Regions from separate parts of the Homo sapiens genome. Here region 1 is linked to region 2. A link is a contact called in ENCODE Hi-C or POLR2A ChIA-PET data. All regions are on one chromosome and are shown on one strand. Each heading gives the region's core, a stretch centred on a gene start or an enhancer-like site at or near the end of the contact. The rest is flanking DNA. Distances are from core to core; before and after follow the strand shown. Region 1 overlaps ZFYVE26 (zinc finger FYVE-type containing 26). Region 2 holds the start of PIGH (phosphatidylinositol glycan anchor biosynthesis class H).

Region 1 (2,700 bases), core at 26-2,525, 170 kb after region 2:
ATTTTTGCATATTTGGGAAATGAAAACATTTGTAGTAGGTGGTGAGTTTATTTTTATGTTTTTAGAGACAGGGTCTCACTACATTGCCCAGGCTGGTCTCGAACTCCTGGCCTCGGGATCCTCTTCCCTCAGCCTCTTGAGTAGCTGGAATTACAGACAAGAGCCACTGCACCCAGCTGAGTTTTGTTTTTAAGCCTATATTTATTTATTTGTTTGTCTATCAGAAGGGGGTATGAGTTAAAAACATTAGAAAAATACTCTGAAATCCAAGAGTTTGTAAGTGATTTGCATGGCGACACATGTGAGCAATGAATCCACTCCCATCAACAAACTGGTGCAAAGGGAAAGATTCTTAGAGTGGGCGTGTCTGAATGCAGGATCAGAGAAAAGGCTGTTTAAATAGAAACCATTGCTGTAAACTGTCAAAGACGCGCAAGACACCTTGGGGTGGGTGAGAATCCTATTAAAGTGAGGACTTCCTTACTTTCTGCTGCCCTGAGCCTAAAAATGGATATTTCCTTCATCTGTATTACATTTTAAAGGAAATACAGGACTTGATGTGAAGTTTGTTTTCTCCCCAATCTAAATATCTTTTCCTTTTTTCATTTACATTACTGATACTTGAGATATATTTGAATATATTTTTACTTTTGCCTTAAGTCTTTTTTCATGTTTCCTTTGTTTTCCATCTTTTTTTTCCTCCTCCTATCCTTTTCTCATAATTAGGTAGATTTTTTATTCTTTTCATGGTTATTTCAAAAATTTAACACATATCTGTTTCTTCATTTATCAACTTGAAAAATGATGTAGAATCTATTACCTCTTGATATAAAGGAATCAGATTAGTTCCTTTTCACTTCCTTCTACTTTGTTTCACCTCCTCCTGCTTTTCTCAACCTTCTAGTTTTTGTTACTAAAAATAATAAAAATTACTAACATTTTCGGAATACACAGTATATACCAGGCTTAGTTCTTCACCATTTACATGGATGATCTCATTTTATCCTCGTAACAGCCCCATGAGATCAGTATTACTACCCCATTTTATAGAGGAGGAGACTGAGGCCTAGAGGGGTTAACAGAGCTAGGAAGTCGTGAAGCTGGGATTTGCTGTGCTCCATGCTGGCTGCTGAGTCTGTAGGCAAGTATTCCAAGCAAATGTCTGAGGGAGGCAATGATACCGCAGAGAAAATTATGCTCCCTTCTCCCAAATCTGGTTAGGACTGAGTGCTGGGAACACACAATCTGAGTCACACATTTGAGTGGATAAGCAGGGAATTAGGAGTCACTGTCAGGTTAATGGATGGAGTCAAAACCGGTTGTACAGGAACCTGAGGGAGGTCTAATCATACCTTTTCCATACACACTTCTACTTTATGACCCCAGTTCCTACCTGGGACACAGGAATAGACCAATTCCCAGAGTGCTTTTTAAAATCTATTATCCAGAATTCACTGAAGTCACAGTTTGAATTTGGTCAGGATTGGAGTAGAGTTTTGTTCAAGGCTAATCACTGGACATTCAAGGAGGACACATTTTCTTTAAAAGCCAGAAAGTCCCACAGAGACTAAAGGTGGTTCCCTACATTGACTTTAATGACAAATCAACTAATGAAAGTCTTTACTCTCTTTCTGACTGGTATAGCTAGAGTAAACTCTGCTTTGAGGGTCTGCTCTGAAAAAGAAAAGGACACAGGGTGTCAGGTAGGATGGGGAAGAACACTTGAGATCTGGCAACACCGTTTCATCAACATTACACAGATGAAAAATCTTTCAGCATGTCTTGTCAGAGAGGATGGTGAGATAAAAAAATCACAGTGGGGTCAGAAAAAGAAGCTGGCTAGAAACTGCTCCTGTGTAAAAGAATAGAGACCCACTGCCCTCTACCTGTCACAAAGAGCCAAGTCTTGGCTCTGGCCGGCTTTGACGAACATCATCTTGGCGCTGAACAGCAGCTGCTTCATGATGTCCGTGAGCAGCCCGGCATCCACCTCTGGGTTGGTGAGGCCCTTGGAGAGCCTGCAGCAGTGCTCAATCAGCTGGTGACCACAGGCAATGCTGTCCCGGTGCAGATTCAGGATGGCAATGCACAAGGAGGCGCTGGGGGCCTGGCCGGGGTGGAAGAAGGGAGAACACACGGTGAGTCCAGGGGCCAGAGCATTCTCCAAAGGCAGCTGGGTGGCAGAAATTATCCTTCCCCTTTCAAAAGGCTGAAAGACCCTGGAAGAAGGAACCAGATTCTACAAGAAAGCAGAAGTGGAACTAAACAAATTTCAGATGTTCTAAGTAGCACTGCCAAAACTCTGGCTTTTAAGTTATGTCATTTTACTGGGAAGAAGGGCACTGTGTCCACCTCTTACCCACTTCTTTATTTTTTTGAAACAGGGTCTCACTCTGTTGCCCAGGCTGGAGTGCATTGGTGCGATCTCGGCTCACTGCAACCTCTGCCTCCCAGGCTCAAGCAATCCTTCCACCTCAGCCTCCCAAGTAGTGGGGACCACAGCTTTGTGCCACCATGCCCGGCTAATTTTTGTATTTTTTTTTGTAGAGACGGGGATTTCACCATGTTGCCCAGGCTGGTCTCAAACTCCTGGGCTCAAGCGATTCACCCACCTCAGACTCTCAAAGTGCTGGGATTACAGGTGGGCACCACTGCGCCCAGCCTTGTTACCTACTTCTTGACAATGTCCATAGGTCCCCT
Region 2 (2,700 bases), core at 1-2,500:
CATACGGTTTAGATAGTTAGATAGTTTCCTGCAATTAGGGCAGTCTTAATTCTGCATATTTCTATGCTAAATTACCATGCTCTGAAACACGCTTTGACAGCAAAAAAGCGAATGGATGCAGTAATGGAAACAATATCCAAGTTACAAAAATAAATAGCCCTGCTGTACTTAGCTCTGATTAGATCACTTCTGGGATAATACATTCAATTCAGGCACTACATATGAAACTAGAACTTATCCTGAAAATTAGGATAATTCTTTTTATTTGAGAGCTGTCACAAAGTTACTGCATTTAACCCTCACAATATCATGAAGCTGGTATGGCAGGCATGAATTCTATTTTAGAGATGTAGAAAATTGAGGCTCAGAGAAAACAGGAATGAATCTGGAAATTGAGCACAGCTATCACACACGTCCAAAATTTCATAAACCTTTAGAAAGTACTTGAAATTGGGGAAGGGTTTGGGAGGAGGGAGGGTTAAAAAACTCCCTTGAAAAACAGAGATTAGGAAGAACTATAACACTCTATCTATACACACAGATAAACACACACACTTGTGGAGGCAAAGACAGTTTGTGGAAGTCTACGTAAAGTATTGTTAGCAGTACTACTTTGAGGAGCAGAAGGGATGGACGAGGAAGACCCACTTAGTAGTTCCTTGAACTCTTGGAATTAAATTACTGCGCGCCTATACTACATAGAACACATGGCAGTTAAAGTTTTAGGCCGTCGCGCAAGAACTAGATGTATGCTGAGTGAACCCACGGAGCAGAGCACAGCCACGGAAGGGGAATGTACTATCCAGGAGCACACATTTCACTAAACGTCATTTAAAGAGCTGTCCAGCAGCGGAATATCGTCCCCAGAACCCGTGAGTTCCCGCCCTCCTGTCCTATCACTGTAGGAGGGGCCGACCAGAGGTCCGGGCTCGACCAAAGACCCCAAAGACCCTCCCAAAGCCGAACCCCCTCCTTCGAGCGCGGGGAGGGGCCGACTTGCCATTACCTCGCAGAGGGTGAAGAGTCCGTAGGCCGCCAGCCACACCGTGCAGGTGACAGCGGTGAGCGAACGCAGCGAGAGCCGAGGGCAGCTGAGGCAGAATTCCCGGCAGGACGGGGAGTAGTAGCGGCGCTGCAGCGCCAGGCGGCCGCCGCAGATATCCGAAAAGCTCCGCTCATCCTCCATGACGCCCCCACTCGGCCGCCCGCACCGCGCGGCGCTGCACTGCGCTCGCCGGCCCTGGCCGTCTCGCCCGCTCCAGACCCGCTTCCGGCAGCCGCGTCACCACGCCCCGCCCTAAGCCTGCGCAGCCTCAGTTGCGCGCCGAGAGCTCTGCTGGGGGCTGATGGTTGTGCGTTCTTCCGGGCCGGCCTTGACTGTCTTCGAAAAAACCTCGTCGGGGCAATAGTTAAGTGGAAAGATTAAAATCGTTTTTAGACCGGGCGCGTTGACTCAGGCCTGTAGTCCAGCACTGGGAGGCCAAGGCGGGAGGATCGCTTGAGCCTGGGAGGTCGAGGTTGCAGTGAGCGGAGATCATGCCCCTGCTCTCTAGCCTGTGCGAGAGAGCAAGACCCTGTCTCAAAACAAACCCACAGTTTGTTTTTGTTTTGAGACGGAATGGCGCGACGTCGGCTCACTGCAACCTGCTTCCCCCGGGTTCAAGCGATTCTCCTGCCTAAGCCTCCTGAGTAGCTGGGATTACAGGCGCGCGCCACCACGCCCTGCTGATTTTTGTATTTTTAGTAGAGACAGGTTTCACCATGTTGGCCAGGTTGGTCTCAAACTCCTGACCTCAGGTGATTCGCCCGCCTCGGCCTCCCGAAGTGCTGGGATTACAGGCGTGAGCCACCGCACCCAGCCCAAACCCACAGTTTTAATCATGCTTTTGCTTGGCAAGCCGATTTCTCTAAGCCAGAGTGAGCCGCAAGGAGAGCCCACGGGTATTCATTTCACTTACTCTTTTCCTGTGCCGGGTAGTTTGAGGTGCTTGAGGATGCAGCAGTGAACGATGTTGATGACAGTCTCTGCCCTCGGGCAGCTTCCTTTCTAGTAGGAGACAATATGGAAATAAGAGAGTATCGTTGGCAATACTATGCTGACTGGCAGGGATGGACTGAGGACTTTACATAGGGCAGTCAGGCGAAGTCTCTAAGTAAGAGGACACTGAGTTACAAGGGTGACGAGCCAGACAGGACTGAAGGAGCTCTGGAGGAGGAATTTGCCAGAAAGAAAGACCAGGAAAGGCAAACCCCTCGAAGTTGGAACAAGCTTGGCTTAATGAAATAATCAAAAGGCGAGAAAGGTTGGTGTGTGGGGAAAACAGTTGGAAGCTGGGGAGGCAGGTAGGGGTCAGATCCAAGAGGGTCTTGTAGGGTCTGGTAAGGAGTTTGGATTTCACTGCCTGGGAGTTCTGTCTCCCAAATGACTGCTTGGACCGTGGTAGACAGGCAAGACCTGGCTGGGAATTAAGCAGGAGCGGGAGATGCAGAAGAAATGGATAATAAAATTACTAAACTCATGAGTAATAGTGGCCTATGAGTTCCATTTTTACTTCTGATGTGGCCCAGGAGTGGCTATGTGGACTGTCAAAACACTTGTGATGGGCTGGGCATGGTGGCACATGCCTGTAATCTCAGCACTTTGGGAGGCTGAGGAGGGCAGATCACTTGGGTCAGGAGTTCAAGATCAGCCTGGCCAAC

Evidence for each region. A loop is a pair of places that touch in the nucleus more often than their neighbours do. ChIA-PET counts read pairs that join two places held with the same protein, here RNA polymerase II (POLR2A). Pooled maps may share reads with other maps.
Region 1: a loop to region 2 is called in a pooled map, with 1.9 times the contacts of the local background. The contact joins the enhancer-like site here to the promoter of PIGH in region 2. A Hi-C loop is called at or near these places in 4 of 50 pooled maps. POLR2A ChIA-PET finds 5 or more read pairs at or near these places in 3 of 52 experiments (BJ, HEK293 and WTC11).

What each region holds. Positions count from the first base shown.
Region 1 is chr14:67,764,341-67,767,040 of GRCh38, forward strand. It overlaps ZFYVE26 (zinc finger FYVE-type containing 26), which reads right to left. Exons shown (of 42, transcript NM_015346.4): 32 at 1,887-2,107. Among named protein-coding and RNA genes, the nearest start is that of ZFYVE26, 51 kb to the right of the region's middle. Within about 2 kb of position 1,276, at least 6 of the 41 ENCODE cell types and tissues checked have a DNase peak (open chromatin) inside an H3K27ac peak, as active enhancers do.
Region 2 is chr14:67,599,018-67,601,717 of GRCh38, forward strand. It overlaps PIGH (phosphatidylinositol glycan anchor biosynthesis class H), which reads right to left and starts at 1,251. Exons shown (of 4, transcript NM_004569.5): 1 at 1,007-1,251. The coding sequence starts at 1,186. It also overlaps a transcript of GPHN not described here. RefSeq lists an enhancer at 929-1,248.